2 separate regions of the Homo sapiens genome follow, and region 2 is linked to region 1. A link is an interaction called in ENCODE POLR2A ChIA-PET data of the cell type or tissue named here. Cell type or tissue: PC-3. All regions are shown on one strand.

The links. Peaks named below come from ENCODE experiments on the same cell type or tissue, not always from the same donor. Only the 100,000 strongest peaks of a DNase experiment are listed, where the experiment ranks them.
Region 2: POLR2A ChIA-PET joins it to region 1 with 5 read pairs; 2 of 35 experiments call an interaction of 5 or more read pairs at or near these places.

The regions. Positions count from the first base shown.
Region 1 is chr3:37,720,992-37,728,991 of GRCh38, forward strand. All of the region lies in intron 18 of ITGA9 (integrin subunit alpha 9), which reads left to right. Among named protein-coding and RNA genes, the nearest start is that of ITGA9-AS1, 140 kb to the right of the region's middle. In PC-3, no CTCF peak of the experiment used is centred here; no DNase peak of the experiment used is centred here; H3K27me3 peaks cover 5,021 bases.
Region 2 is chr3:37,605,294-37,613,293 of GRCh38, forward strand. The region is part of intron 15 of ITGA9 (integrin subunit alpha 9); the gene reads left to right. Among named protein-coding and RNA genes, the nearest start is that of ITGA9, 160 kb to the left of the region's middle. In PC-3, no CTCF peak of the experiment used is centred here; a DNase peak (open chromatin) is centred at 3,208; H3K27ac peaks cover 693 bases; H3K27me3 peaks cover 3,651 bases.

The DNA of each region.
Region 1 (8,000 bases):
GGGAGGAGACCTCGCCGTCTCCATTTGATCACATAATTGCTTCTGATGCCAGCCAGTCTGCAACTGCCAGTGATTGGCACAGGGTTATTTCATGTGCACTTCAATCAAATTTCTTTTCTTGCCTTTTTTTTTTTTTTTTTTTTTTTTTAAGAAAAAATCTCACTGTGGCACCCAGGCTGGAGTGCAGTGGTGCAATCATATCTCACTGCAACCTTCAATTCCTGGGCCTGTGATCTTCCCACCTCAACTCCCAAGTAGCTGGGACCACAGGTGTGTGCCACCACCTCTGGCTAATTTTTATTTTTGTTGAGACAGGGTCTTACTATGTTGTCTAGGCTGGCCTTGAACTCCTGGCCTCAAGTGAACCTCCTGCCTTGGCCTCCCAAAATGCCGGGATTACAGGTGTGAGCCATCCATACCTGGCCTCCAAATTTCACTACCTAACTTGGGAGAGGAATTTTGCATTAGCAGTTACATGGTTCATCTGCCTCAAACATTTGTTTTGACTCTAGCTTTTGCTTGTTTCACTTTTTTAAGCTTGGAAAGAACAAACTTAGAATAGTGTAGGCCTTGGCTTCCACATGGATGTTTTGACAAAATTTCAAGGAAGCAACTGGCTTTGTAGTGCTTTCTTTGTCCTGCTTCTCCAAATTCCCCAAGTGCATGGGTAATCACCTCTGGTTCCCTCGGAGTGTTCGTGGCCAGCTCCTTCCCAGCCTTGCCAGCCCATTGTCTGCATTTGGCATCTGCGCTGGAGTCACTGTGTGCTCCAGTTCCTTAAGGATACTTTTAGTTTATCTGATCTGTGCTCCACACCTCTTCAGACTCCATTTCCATGAATGTTTTGGGAGAGGTGAGGAAGAAACCTTTTCTGCTCATTGTTGCGCGTTCCCCACCCCAGGCCCCGTCTGATCTATTCTTACATCACAACTAAAAATATTCTTAAAAATGTGAATCAGATGGTATGACTCCCCTGCTCAGAACCCTCCAGTGCCTTCCCTCTGTACTTGGAACCAAGTCCAAACTCCTGATGAGCAGCAGGGCTCCGCATGGCCTGGCCTTTCATCTGTTGCTTCCCAAACGTGTGGCCTCTGGTTGGTTTCTGGAACTCACCATGCCTTTCCCCACACATGCTGGTTCTTCTGCCAGGGACACTCTTCACTCTCCCTTCATGTGCTTAGCCCCTTCTTAGCTTGCAGGTCTCAGCTAAATGGTACCTCCTCAAAAGGGCCTTCCCTCCACCTATACCAGGTATAATGCTGTTTGCCTCCTTCAGAATGCCTCTCACAGGCTGTGATTACTTTAAACAGATTCGTTGAGATATAGTTCAGATGCCATGCAATTAACCCTTTTAATGTATACAATTCAGTGGGTTTGAGTATATTTTCAGAGTTGTGCATCTATTGCCAGAGTCAATTTTAGAACATTTCATTACCTCAAAAAGAACCACCATACTTCTTAGCTGTCGTACCCCTTCCCCTATTTCCACCAGCCAAAGGCAACCAGAAATCTACTTTCTTTCTCTCTAGATTTGCCTATTCTGGACATTGTGTATAAGTGGAATCATTTATATGAAATGGAGCCAGTCCTTTGTGACTGGCTTCTGTCACTTAGCGTAATGTTTTCAGAGTTCATTTGTTTGTGGCATATGTCATACTTCATTCTTTTTCATGGCTGAATAATATTCCATTGTATGGATATACCACATTGTGTTTATTCATTCATCAGTTGCTGGACATTAGATTGTTTCCAGTTTTTGGCTATTACAAATTATGCTGCTATCAATATTTGTGTACACATTTTTGTGTGGGCTCATGTTTTTATTTCTCTTGGGTACATACCTAAGAGTGGGATTGCTGGGTTACATGGTAACTTATATTTCACTGTTAAGAAACTGCCAGGCTGCTTTTCAAAGCCACTATACTATTTTACATTCCCATCAGTAGTATGTAATGGTTCCAGTTTGTCCACATCTAGTCCAGCATTTGTTATTGTTTGTCTTTTTGATTGTAGCCATTCTAATGAGTAGGAAGTAGCATCTCTTTGTGGTTTTGATTTAGATTTCCCTGAAGGTTAATGATGTTGAGCATCTTTTCATGTGATTATTGGCCATCTGTATGTATTTTTTGGAAAAACTATTCAGATCCTTTACCCATTTGATAGTTAGGTTACTTATCTTTTTATTATTGAGCTGCAAGACTTTTTAAAAATGTATCCTAAAGTTCCTATTAGACATATGATTTAAAATATTCTCATCCTGTGGATTTTTTCACTTTCTTAATGGTGTCCTTTGAAACACATGAGTTTTAAATTTTGATGATATCCAGATTATCCAGTTTTTTTTGCTACTTTTGTAATTATTATTATTATTTTTATTATTATTATTTGAGGCAGAGTCTCGATGTGTCACCCAGGATGAAATGCAGTAGTGCGATCTCGGCTCACTGCAATCTCCGCCTGCTGGGTTCAATTGATCCTTCCACCTCAGCCTCCCAAGTAGCTGGGGCTACAGATGTGTGCTACTACAACTGGGCTAATTTTTGTGTTTTTAGTAGAGACAGGGTTTTGTTATGTTGGCCAGGCTGGTCACAAACTCCTGGCCCCAAGTGATCCACCTGCCTTGGCCTCCCAAGGTGCTGGGATTACAGGCATGAGACACTGTGCCCTGCCAGTTATTTTTCATTTCCTTTTGAATTTTTTGTTTTTGCCATCTCCCCGTGTAGGCTGCATGTGCTGCGACGGCAGCGCTGTGTTTGCCATTGTAGCCCCATCCCCTAGAACAGGGCGTGATATAGGGCAGCGGTCAGTGAATAGCTCTTCAGTGAGTTAGTAAACAAAGTGGTTCTCAAAATGTAAAATTCTTCCTTGACTCACTAAGCAACCTTCTGATTGCAACTGCTTTCCCTTTTTGGCCTCCAAGACAGGAATTCTCTGGCCCTGCTGACAGGAGCCCCATGTTGCACAGGGCAACTATGTCACTCATTGGAAATTAACATGTCTGCCCTCTGACTTCAGTATTTCTCCCAGGAGCAGAGGATGGAAGTTCTTCACAGCTGGATCTGCTGTATCATTCAGAAGCTGGCTTCAGAGCCTGTGTAGCTGGAAGCCTCGGGCTCACATCAAGGAAGGGAATGCCACTCAGCCTCTGGGCACACAGCTGCAACTTCCCCTGGTGCTGTCTCTCTTGGTGCTACCCTATACTAGCCTTGTCCTGAAACATCTACCCCATTCATTTCACCCTCTCTGCTACTATGTCACTGCCTCTCCCATCACAGTATTCCACCCAAATGAGGCAAATTCTTATCCTTTCAAGACCTACCCTAGAGTCACCTTTTTTGATATATTTGCTTTTTTATTTACTCCACCAGGCAAAGAGGGTGGCACCCTGCTATGAGCTCTTGGAACAATTTATTTATAAGTTCCTTATAGCCTGGATCGTATTCAACCAATAGTTTTTCCCCCTCTATTAAAATGCGTTAATTTGGAGTCTTTGCTTACTAAATGCTGTCTCCTTTTTTTTTGAGACAGAGTTTCGCTCTTGTTGCCCAGCCTAGAGTGCAATGGTGCAAACTCGGCTTACTGCAACCTCTGCCTCCTGGGTCCAAGCGATTCTCCTGCCTCAGCCTCCCAAGTAGCTGGGATTACAGGCATCTGCCCACCACGCCCAGCTAATTTTTTGTATTTTTATTAGAGACGGAGTTTCACCATGTTGGCCAGGCTGGTCTCAAACGCCTGACCTCAGGTGATCCACCCACCTCAGCCTCCCAAATTGCTGGGATTACAGTCGTGAGCCACTGAGCCCGGTCAAAATCCCTTCTTACCTGTCATTTGTATTCTCCCCATTCTGTGTCTGACATCTTGTAGGTGTTTGTTAGATGATTGGTGAGTGAATTAATGAATGTACAGATGGATGATGTATAAGTCCTTTCAGAGGGAAACTTTGAGTATGTTAAGACCCCAGGAAGGCTTATACTTGATCTTTGTATCCAGAATGTTGCCAACATTCTGGATACAAAGAAAAGCACCCTCTCTGTGACTTCTCAGATCCCATCTGCCTCTGATCTTTCATGACCCCTGCTGGATTGACTACATGAGCCTCTTTCAGAAGTTTGACTAGCAAATCAACAAAACAGTTCACCCTCTGCATCTCTGCTCAGGGATCAACAGGAGTGCTTGCTTATGTGGCTTCATTCCAGTGGGAGGTTCATATTTTCTTAGTTATGTATCATGTAGTCTTCCTTGATTCAAGAGTACCATGACTTGTGTTTGTTCTGACTCCAGGACTATCCATGAGTAACCCTCAGCCAAGAGTGTATCATCAGGGCCTGAGCAAGTGGCAGGAGACAAGGTATAGTGTGAATCTAGTACATGGAAGAGAATGTCTTGACAGCTGGGGTCTGTAATTCATATGCTGTTCAAATGACAGGCCTTTTCCCCACACCTGTGTGTATTCAAAGCACCATGTCATGTTCTGTAGGGAGATAGGCAGGGGAGTTGGGTCAGGAGAAGGAAGTTAAGATTGAAGGAGAACATGCAGAGGAGCTTTGGGAAGGAATGTGCCCGGCTCACATCCTGGCTCCATCATTTACCAACTGGGAAACCCTGGGCAAGTGATATAACTTCACATTCCAGTTTCCTCCTCATAAAAATGGAAATAAAGAGAAGGTGTACATAGAGTTTTTAGATAATGGATTTAAAACACTACCTGGCACACAGTAAACCATTACTAAGTAGAGGCTATGTACTCCATCCTACACGCATCAGCAGTGGCAGTCCAGCAATACTCCTATAAGGCACATGTTATGACTTCATTTTACTGGTAAGGAACTGGAGGCTTAGAGAAAGGATGGTTAATTTGCCTGACAACACATTGCTGGTATATATCTGAGCCAATAATCAAAATTGGGACACTAATGCCAAAGGTTTTACAATTTCTATGCTGCAGGCTCAGGTGTTTTTCTTCATGGGTAGGAACTTTATGGCTCAAGCCCGAAGGATTCCCCTCTGGGAATACGACTGTTCTGGTAAGGTTCAAGCTGACTCATCATTGAGTGCTGCTAATAAAGTGTTTGCTGAGAATGTTTTCTGTTAACTCATTGAGCCAGGTTATTAAGAACCTGTGCTCACCTCTGACACCTCAGTTGATTGGGGAATTTGGGATGAAGTGCTTCCAAAATTTATTTGAATTCTAAATTAACTAAGTGAGTTAACGTGGAAGCCGCTTTTACCAGCCCACAAGGGTCACGCTTGTTGTGTCTGGAAGAAGGAAAGGGTCTTAGAGGAACACAAATTGCCAGACTGACAGTCAGATATGGAGACACCAGGGTCATCTTCAGTTTAACAAACACATGTCAGAACTAGAAAGTTGGAAGTGAGACTTCAAACTCTACCTAGCATTGAGCATAAGCAGGTCACTGACCACAAAGATATTCTGTTCCCAAAGAGCACCATATTCGTGGTCAAGTAAGGCCAGAGTCTAGACTGACATCAAATGCTTGTATGATTGGGAGGAAGGAGCCCGAAGGCCAAAGAGGCTCACTAATTTCATTATTCGATTCTTCCAACCACTGCACGTTACAAACAGGGCTGTAGCCTGGGTCTACTGGCCAAGCTTCCGGGGCTGGGACAGGCAAGGTATGTCTGGATGAGAGAAGGTCTTTGCCAAGACAAGCATCTCTTGTGCCAGGCAGACCAGCAAATGAGCTGCTTCTTGCAGCCCCTTCTTTGGCATCTCCCATAAGCCAAGGCCTATTCATTTAATAAATGCAGACTCAGGAGCTACTAAGTGCCAGGCTCGGTGCCAGACACTGAGAATACGGAAATGAGTACGCATAAATCAAGTGTGCTTTTCATCACTGTGTTTTTAAAAATGTTAACTGATGATTTCCTGATCCTGAGAGTAATGTGCAGATGCTCCTTGAACTATGTTGGGGTTATGTCCTGATAAACCCATAGTTAGTTGAAAATATCATAAGTTGAAAATGCATTTAATACACTCAGCCTACGAAACATCATAGCTTAGCCTAGCCTACTTAAACATGCTTAGAACAGTTCCATTAACCTACAGTTGGGCAGAATCATCTGGCAACACAGCCCTCCATAGAGTATCGATTGTTTACCCTGGTGATGATGTGGCTGACGAGGTGCTACAGCTCGCTGCGCTGGCCAGCATCTTGAGAGTATTGTACAGCTTTCTACCACTTTCCACTGAATACCTATTGTTTTTACACCATCAGAAAGTTGAAAAATCTTAAGTAGAACCATCATAAGTCAGGGACTATCTGTATGGTAGTAGAAATTTTTAATTGAATCTTCTGTAATCTTCAGCAAGAAACCCTGAGAATATTGAACGTCTTTGCCAGACAAGGAAAAGTGGGACTGGGGAAAAGGCCAGTTATGTGAATCCTCTTAAAATAGGGTCTAAAATTTTATAATAAAAATGTATTTTAAAAGTTTTGATTGAGACTTTGCCTGAAATGTGAAACTGAAAATTACGAAATTAGGTTTATTTTATCCTGCATTTATTCAGTGGCACTCAAAACATTGTAATTATAATTGTCAAAGATATCTTAGACCAAAGGCAAAAGATTATTTGCTTTATTAGAGTCTTTAAAATAACAGTGCCCTAACTTCTGAAACAAAAGAAGGAATTGAGTGCTGGATAGGCAGCTTTTGAATGTGAATTTTCCTACTATTTCATAAGATAACATCCTTTGCTTCATATTTTGTCTGGTTTTCGGTACAATCACAAAAGGATCATTTTAACAATGGTCACTTTTTTCTAAGGGCTTCTCTTGATCTTTTTTATTTAAATCTTTGTCTTCTGAAGCATCTTAAAGTAGTATCCAGGAGAATTTTGACTCCTTCAACAGTTAACTGATCTAACTCTGCCAGATCCAGATTTATCAGTGGTTTTGCAGTGGTTTTATCCATTTTTCAACATCACTTTCATTGATTTCATGAAAGTCTGCATCTTTTAGAGCAAGATTTCTGCTTCACTCTGTATTTGATTTGCATTGTATTGTAGTCAGATAATCAGATGTCTGCACTAGCAGTCAGGGACATTAGATAGACAGTTTGCTCACTGGTCCGCGTTCCCAGTCAGCTAAGAGTCTCATAACCATCAGCCTTGATAAATGCTAATGTTAAGTTCTCTAAGTTAAAGCCAGTGTAGGCAATGATTGGAACTTGGAAGCAATCAGAGCACAGAAGAAGCCTGGTCCCTGGAATCTCTCCCATATGCATCCTGGTGGATACCAAGTGCCTGGCAGAAGTCATAGGCAACTCCCAACCAGAGCGCTCTCCACTGACATGTTGCTTAGAGCTGGGGACAGCTTAGATTAGCCATATCTCCCCAAAATTTGTATTTTTAATTGAATTGATTTTTTAAATTGAATCCATTTTAAACATGGGATTTTATTTTTATTTAAAGAATTACCTTGTGGGTATGTCTGTGACTCTTGGGTGCCTGCCTGGCTGCCAAGAAGACATGTGGCTCCATGATGACTCTGCTTTTTAAGGTTATGCCCTGGGCATGATCTGAAACCAGGAGAACAAAGTGGGTACTGGTGTTGCCTTGAATGAAGTGCTCCCCTAATGGGGGAAGCCTTGCAACCTTTATAAACTGCAGTCAGGACTGTTTTCTCTTCCTTAGTATGGATTTAAACAAGAATCATAAACACGTGAGCTTTCTCCTCATCCTCCTTTTGTTGCCTCTCCCCACCTGGGAGCAAATGCCTAGGACTTTCCAAGTGGTTCTCGGTGCCAGCAGCCTCATAAGGGAAGAGTATTATCTGAGTTCAGGTTCATCAGAAGCAGCACCCGAGATGGACTCTCATGAAGGGGATTTATTGGGGCAAGAGGAGCGAAGGGAGCAGAATGAGGAGGGGAAGAAACCAAACAGGCATGTGGGCTCAGCTGGAGTCTGCTTCACCCAGTCCTATGGGAGCTCTGGAACATTAATTGTACAACAGAGTTGGTCTTGTCTTGAGGCAAAGGGG
Region 2 (8,000 bases), 120 kb before region 1:
GCCTGGTGGGCCATGCTCAGTGGGGGTTTCATTTGACGAGCCATGGGAAGGCTTCCAGCAATGGGGGATGTGGTTTTACTTGTACCTTAAGAAGATCACACTGGGTCTTGTTTGGAGAATGGACAGGAAAGGAGCAGGAGAGCAAGCAGAGAGTCTGAGGTGCAAGAAATGCCCTGTCCTCCCAGCAGACTGGAGCGAATTCTAATTCTGCCTCTGCTACTTCATTCCTATGCAACTTTGGGCAGGTTTCCTAATCTCTCTGCCTCTCAACTGTTCACCCCTCATAAAATGAGGACAAGTATTTTCTCATGTGGTTTCTAGGACAAATAAGTATTCGTAAAGTCCTCTATAAACTTGGGCCATATGCTTATCTGAGCTATAATATGATTCATATTGAAAGGAGGGGGACTCCTGCAATGTTGGGAAAACGACTCAGCTGCCCCTATATAAGGAATATGTTATTACAGTCCGAGACTAAAAAGATGCTTTTGTTTCTTTACTGCCATCAGTGTCTCTCTAAGGGAGGGCGGCTGGTTAAAAATCACATGGTGTGGGCATTTATAGGGGTAATAACTTGAAATGATTAAACCCTTTTTTTTTAAAGCTTCATGTCTCTGTTCTCCATCTGTAGGTGGTGCATGAGTATGATATAGTGTGCATGTGTGACATGCTGCGAGTGTGAGGAATGCCAGAGGGAGACCCACGAAACTGCCCTGCAGGCAGAAGGCCACATGCTCTCAGCACCAGTCAGTGGTGCTCGCTAGTCCGGCAGATTGCTGTATTCTTGCACCCTGTACCACAACATTGTTAGGATAAAGTTTCATAAGTCTTATATGGCTTTGAACAAAGCAAGTCTATTTTTCATCATAGTATGGGTTATTTAGAATTCATATGTTATGAGGAAATACACTGTTTCAAATGCAGTTTTCTTTGTGGTGTCTCAGCAGATACTGAGTTTTGCTGCCCTGTCATCCAAGAGGGCCTCAAGGTGCCCAGAGAGACCAACTGAAAAATGTTCACTGGAACGGAGCTGCAATGGTGGAAACGTTCTGTGTGTGCCCTGTTCAGTACAGCAGCCACTGCGCGGCTGCTGAGCCCTTGAAATGTGGCTATCAGGGTAGAAGAACTGATTTTTAATATATTGAATTATGAGTCATTTAAATTTAAAGAGCACAGCTGTATTGGACAGCACAGCTGTAGAAGGATGTTTTCTCTCATGGAAAACCCCAACTCTGAGCCCCAGGGGTCCTATGGATCCATGAGCTCACAGACTCCCCTAACGTCCATGAAGATCATCACCAGGATTTGAGGGAATGCTGTGGTGCATACTTTGTGTTGGACAGTTATGGGGGATTGCTTTTGCCATCTCAGCATTTCACCGCTGTCCTCGGTATGAGATTATGGTGATGTTGAATGGGGGTCATTAGAAGGCTGTCCACAGAGGGGATCAGCCCCCCTCAATGACCACTACTCCGAGCATGGGCTTTCTTCTGTTTGATCTCGTTGGGCCCTCAGCTGTGACTGTGGAGAACAGCAAGTCCTCAGTGAGAGTATTTGTCACTTCCTACTCTTGGTGTTTAATATCATCCCTCTGGCACAGATGCTTGAAAATCAATGGTTTCTTGACACATCTTGGCTTGTGTGAGGGGCCATAACAATAGCAGGGCTCATGGCTCCTTTTTTTTTTTTTTTTTTTTTTTAAAGAGATAGGGTTTTACTCTGTCACCCAGGCAGGCAGGGGTGCAATAGAGTGATCATAGTTCACTGTAACCTCGAACTCCAGGTCTCAAGGGATCCTCCTGCCTCAGTCTCCTGAGTAACTGGATCTATACACATGTGCCCCCGTACCTGGCTAATGTGGCTTCCTTTATGTTCAGCAAGGAACTCTCAGTGTTTGTCCATTTCCTTAGGAACATGAGTGTTTTTGGAAGGCCTTTGATGAGTGGCAGTTGGGTGGATGGATGAGCTAATACATCCATCATCCTATCTCAGGAGGATGCTTGGATTTGTGTTTAGAAATTGGGTAACTCAGTTGTTCATGGAGGAAAAAGTTGAACATTACTCAAGTGCAGATAGGGAAACAGTGTAAGAACAAAAAACTTTTTTTCTATCTACAAGTGAGGAAAAAAATATTGACAGTGTGCCCAAGCTTCATGGTAGGATGGGTGTTAATTGGGAATGGCATGTAATTCTCTTCTGGAATCCAGTGTCTGGGCAAGTCCTGCCTCTCAGATTAAGGCACCAGCATTCAGCATAAGAGGGTCCTGCCTCTCAGATTAAGGCACCAGCATTCAGCATAAGAGGGAGTAATTGACATTCTACATGGCAAAAGACCCTTGAAAGATAACAGATGAATGTCTCATGGCCAGTAGCTTGGTTTTTTTGCATGGTGTAGATTTAGAATATAACTTTTACAGGGAAGAAAGGGGTTAAAATGTCTGGTGCCATCTGTCACAGTAATGAGTTGTGCAAAGCCCAATGAACCTTGTAGAAACAACATCGTGCCCAGAAATAGCCTAGACCTCAGAGTGACATCAGGGGGCGGGGACCTGATAGATGTGGTCCTGCAAAAGGACCGAAGGTTCTTCTTTAACAATTCAAATTGAATAGGAACCATTTTTAATTTGGGGGTAACTCCGTCTTCACCATTAATGGCCATTCTTCAAAGCTACTTTCATTCCTGTGAGGGATGGCCAGACACGAGAAAGCCAAGCAGGGATTTTCAGTTACAGGTGAGCATCCGATCTGCAGCCAGGGCTTTTTCTACCGGGCACATCTTTGTGCGCAGCCTGGTTTGAGCTGATCTGCACATAAACAGGCACTCTGGGTGTGGATGGGGGCATCTGTGTACTCTTTATGGCTATATTTCCAGAATATGCTTTTAAAGACTGTGGTCACATTTACCTTGGTTAGGGAAGATAGTGACTTATAAAAACCTCAAACATTTATGTTTCCCTTTCCAATATAAAAAGTGTTAATAATTTACCCACTTAAAAGGTTAAGATCAAAGAGATCATAAACACACATGAATACTATTTCAGGAACATAAAATTCAGCTATTTCTACTAACAGAAAGTGAGTTTATGGGATACCAATGCAAACAAACATAGATTTAGTGGAAAATGACTCAACCAAGTAAGATTTACAAAACAAACAAACAAAACTGTTTTCATCATCTTTGGTTGTAGTTTTATAAAGAATGCTGGTTCATGGACTCCAGACACTTCACTGAAACTGTGTGAATCATTTTAAACAGGTTTGTCCTTGGGCCCCAGATAGTACATTGGCATTTGTGAATCATTTTAGATGAGTTTGTCCTCAGTACAAATCGTGCTGTGTTTAAAGTTCTTGGAGACACTTCTCTCTTCCAATAAAAGGCTTTTACTAGATGTTTCAGTGACATAAAGTTGAAGACATAAATACTGTTTTATATTGTAAGCAGGACCAACTCTTTTATGGTGTGTTTTATACGTCTAGAGGATTTTTGTTGTTGTTGTTTCTTTGAGGTTTTCTCTGAAACTTCAGATTAAGGTAGTCCTTGAAGTGGAGGCTATTAAGACCTAGTGTTATCTGTCTCAGGGAGGTGGGGGACTAGGTGGACTGATGGACCCCAGAACTCCAGATTCCTTGCACTGGAAGCTGGTGTTTTGTGTTTGGAAGAGCCTCTGCCCTCTGTGTCATGCTGCAGTAAAGTATGGGTCAACATCCCCAAAATGTGTGACTCGCCCAAATTAAGTGGTGTCATACTCTGATCCTTCTTCCACTGAACATCACATTCTTCATGAGAATCACACCATTGTCCTCTGTCTGCCCTGCCTGTGAGACGGGCCATGCTCTATGCTTGCCCGCCTCTTCCATCAGGAACACTCACACAGTCATTCTCCTCACATACCCCACTCTCATCTGCTGCCCCTCACACCTGCCCTTCTATAGAATGTTCTACCCTTTAATAGGGAAGGGTTTCTTCTTCCTATGAATTTTTACCTCACTTTGTGTCTTTTTAGGTTTGTATTGGAACTATTTGCAAACAGGTCTTGGCTTATCTAAAGAAAAATTGTAAGCTCCCCATGACGCAAGACAGTATCTTATTTACCTTTGAAAACCTCATCACACTCTGCCCTGCTCAGAGTACAATCTAAATAAAAGTCTATTGAATGACTGAAGTAGAGTTTCTTTTTTAACACTTATATGCACATTCTTGTGACAGGCACAGTGAAAGATTTATCAAGGAATGACATGGTCCCCACCCATGACACTGTTAAATCCATAATTTGTGATGCATTGTTTTTAGTTATCTAGTGCTGCTGAACAAACCACTCCAAACTTAATGATGTAAAACAACAGCAATTTTATCATGCTCACAGACATTGTGGGCAAGGAATTCGGGACAGGGCACATTGGGGATGGCTGGTCTCTGCTCCATGATGCCTAGGACCTCAGCTGGGAGAGACTTGAACAGTTGGGGGCTGGTGAATCCATGTCTAAGCTTCTTCATTCACATGCCTGTCACCTTGGCAGCATGGCCTAGAAGCCTGGGCTTAGCTGGGCCTGAGACCCCCAGCATTCTCTTCAAGGTTGGGGAATTGGACCCTACATTTGATGGGAGAATTAGCCAGTTCATGTTGCAGAAGAGCATGTGGAGTCGGAGATACTTTACAAGCATCTATGGAAAATACAGTCTGAAGTGAATGCCCAAATGAGTGGCACCAACACTGATTATTACTGGGTGACAGAGGCACATGGAGAAAATGTCATGAGGGAGGAAATGCTGGGATTTGCCTTGACCTCTGGCTGGGGGACGGGGAGGGATGAGAGGTCCAAGGCAAGATGGATAAGTAGGAATAAGCAGCCTTGTTTTGGGGAAAAAGAGGGACAGACCTAGAATGGCTGGCTGGGTGAAATGGCTTGTTGTGTCTCCTAAATTAGATTTTACATTTTTGAGGGCAGAGCTACTTAATATTGTATTTACCCCAGAGGAAGATTATTTTTTTCATTCTCTAAATTGTTTAATTAAAACTCATAGTTCATGTTAAATTTGTTCAAAGTTTCCATCTAATGGTGAGGTGGTAAAGGAAATAAAACTTACCAAAATAGAAGAGGGAGAAATGAAAAGGAAATATGATCAATGATTTCTGTTCTTTTTACTTCCTACTTGCAAAGACTCTGGAAATGTAATGATGGTTCAGAGTGTTCTGCTATAAATCCTAACAGCTTAAACAATCTCCTGGGATCATATTGGCAAACTCTAAGATGATACAAGTATAGACTTAGTTTGTCTGAGCCCGAGGTTCAGTGTTTGGAGAAAAATAATACCTATGTCGAGATAATATCAGATAACCTATAAAAGCAGGTAGCCCAGTCATGCACATTGGTGATCAATCAATGTTAGCTGAATCCAAATATTACGAGTGCAGATGCTGAAAGGAACAAAAGGAAATCTCACTCAGTCATCCATCTGCCAGTATTTCCACCCTTTCCCGCAAAGAGGAGCTCAGTGTCTGTCTCTGTTATTGCATCAGGATCTCACATTATCCAGTAAACCCAAATGCTGTAGGTAAGAGATGTAATAGGTGGTATTTATTAAGTGGTTTTAATAAAGTTTTGTGGATAGGTATGACACCATTTCTTTTGAGCTTAAAGATGCTTAAAATAGCTAAGGTTAAAAATGAGGGAAGATCTGAAAAGAAAAACAGTAAAGAGATGTGAGATGTAAACACTGAAAGGAAGTAAGGGTAGAGCAAAAAAAAAGTAAAGCATCAGGTAAATATTTAATAAAATGTTTATACATGTATATTGACTGTAGGTGTAGGGTTAGTCTATTGAATAAAGCTGCCTTTCTTAGGAATGGTGGTCTCAAAATGCACCAGTGCCTTCCTATTGGCTGAATGTCCACTTCTGTTCTATGCACTGTGCTAAAGGGTGGACATGCTGAGATGAGTGTGAGTGGCCTCTGCACCAAAGAGTTCAGTCTAATTCTGGGGGTTGGGGATAAATATGTTAGCCAGTAAATGCCATTTATTGCTTTAGATGTCATCTCAGAAGGATAAGGAGCAGTGGGGACAGGAGGAGCAAGCCATCTCCTGGGGGAGTCAAGAAAGATGAGGACAGAGAGAGAATGTCCCTTGGATCCAATATGGTGGCCATTAGTGACCTTGTTAAAACCAGTAGGAATGGGGTGGCAAGAAGGAGAGTAGAACAGATTATAAGAAAGAATGAGTTTTGATGAAAGTATTGGAATTTTGATGACCTTTTTTATTACAGGTTTGGGAGCAACTACTTTCTTCACTCTCTAAACTGCAAATCATTCAGGGTAATTGTGCTGGTTCAGTTAGCCCCCAAGCTGAGAAGACAGGCCCACTGTGGTTTGAGTAACTTGGAAATCTTGTGGGGTCAGTGTTTTGACTCTCTTCATTTTGGTCATGGTTCAGGATTTTCACACACCACTAAGGTCTAGGGGAAGCTTCTCAGCTTTCTGGATACCCTCTCAGGGCTCATGAAGTGGCAGGCCTGCCCTGGGAAGGTCAGGATTCTTCTGTAAAAGCAGAGAACACTGCATGGAGCCCAGAGAGCCCACTCTCTGCGCTCTTCCCTTCCTATGGGCTCACACGGGGAAACAGATGCTTTCCTATAACTCTGAGCACTGAAGCAGCTTTGCTCTGCCTTGGCCGAAACATCTATCCAGGACCAAATTCTTAAAACCCCAGGGGCCCTGGGGTGATTTTCAGCCCAGGCCCTGAACCTGTCATAAAATGTAATGGATGATATATTTTTAACTGCTGAGACCAGAGAGTTCACATAACCTATGAAGACTGAAACAACATAATGTTTCTGCAGTTTTGAAGCATTTCAAAAACCAGAGGATGGTCTCTCTCATTAGGCATTACTAGTAAGACAAAAGTTCTTAACCATTTCTGTGCGTGGACGCCTTTGGCCGTTGGGAAGCGCACGTGGATCCTTTCTCAGAATATGCTTTTACATACATAGAATAAAATACATAGAATTACAAAGAAATTCAGTTATACTGAAATGGAGTTATCAAAATTTTTAAAGACCACTTTATGATATAATAATATACCAGCTTTTTCTTGATGCATGAAATAAGAAGATCTACAGACATTTTGAGTACTGTTAAGCATAAACAATATTTCAAGGTGTCTACAACTATAATATAGTGTGTAATATCTCAGATTTCTATCGACGGTAGAGTCACAGGTCTTTCTAATACTTTTGTGGTTTGATGCCTACATTTTATAATGGAAGGAAATGCTAAATTTCAGTTAGAGGTTAATAAAAATAAAGAAGGAAAATTCTTTTCCTCTATCTAAATCCACAGATGCCCTGAATTCTCTTCGAGGTTAAGAACTTCTGGTTTAAGATATGCTTTTGGTTGACAGTAGTAAAACAAGCCAAAAGAAGTTGACCATTTATGTGATGTGCAGTAATAAATTAGCAATTCAGAGTTGAGGAGCTCATTACTAATCTGTGGATAGTCCTAATCCCAGCCCTTTTCTTTCTGAGCTTTGCCTTTTGTAAATCTCAGTGCTTCACACACATCAGACAAAGATATTTTGTGAGTGGCTCTAAAAATGGGGGCAAAACATGACCCTGAGGAGGCCTGGGGCTGATCTGAGCCTTAAGACTTATTTGTGGAGACCTTGTGCTGTTCTTTTTTTTTTTTTTTAATTATACTTTAAGTTTTAGGGTACATGTGCACAACGTGCAGGTTTGTTACATATGTATTCATGTGCCATGTTGGTGTGCTGCACCCATTAACTCGTCATTTATCATTAAGTATATCTCCTAATGCTATCCCTCCCCCAGCCCCCCACCCCACAACAGTCCCCAGTATGTGATGTTCCCCTTCCTGTGTCCATGTGTTCTCATTGTTCAATTCCCACATATGAGTGAGAACATGCGGTGTTTGGTTTTTTGTCCTTGCGATAGTTTGCTGAGAATGATGGTTTTCAGCTTCATCCATGTCCCTACAAAGGACATGAAGT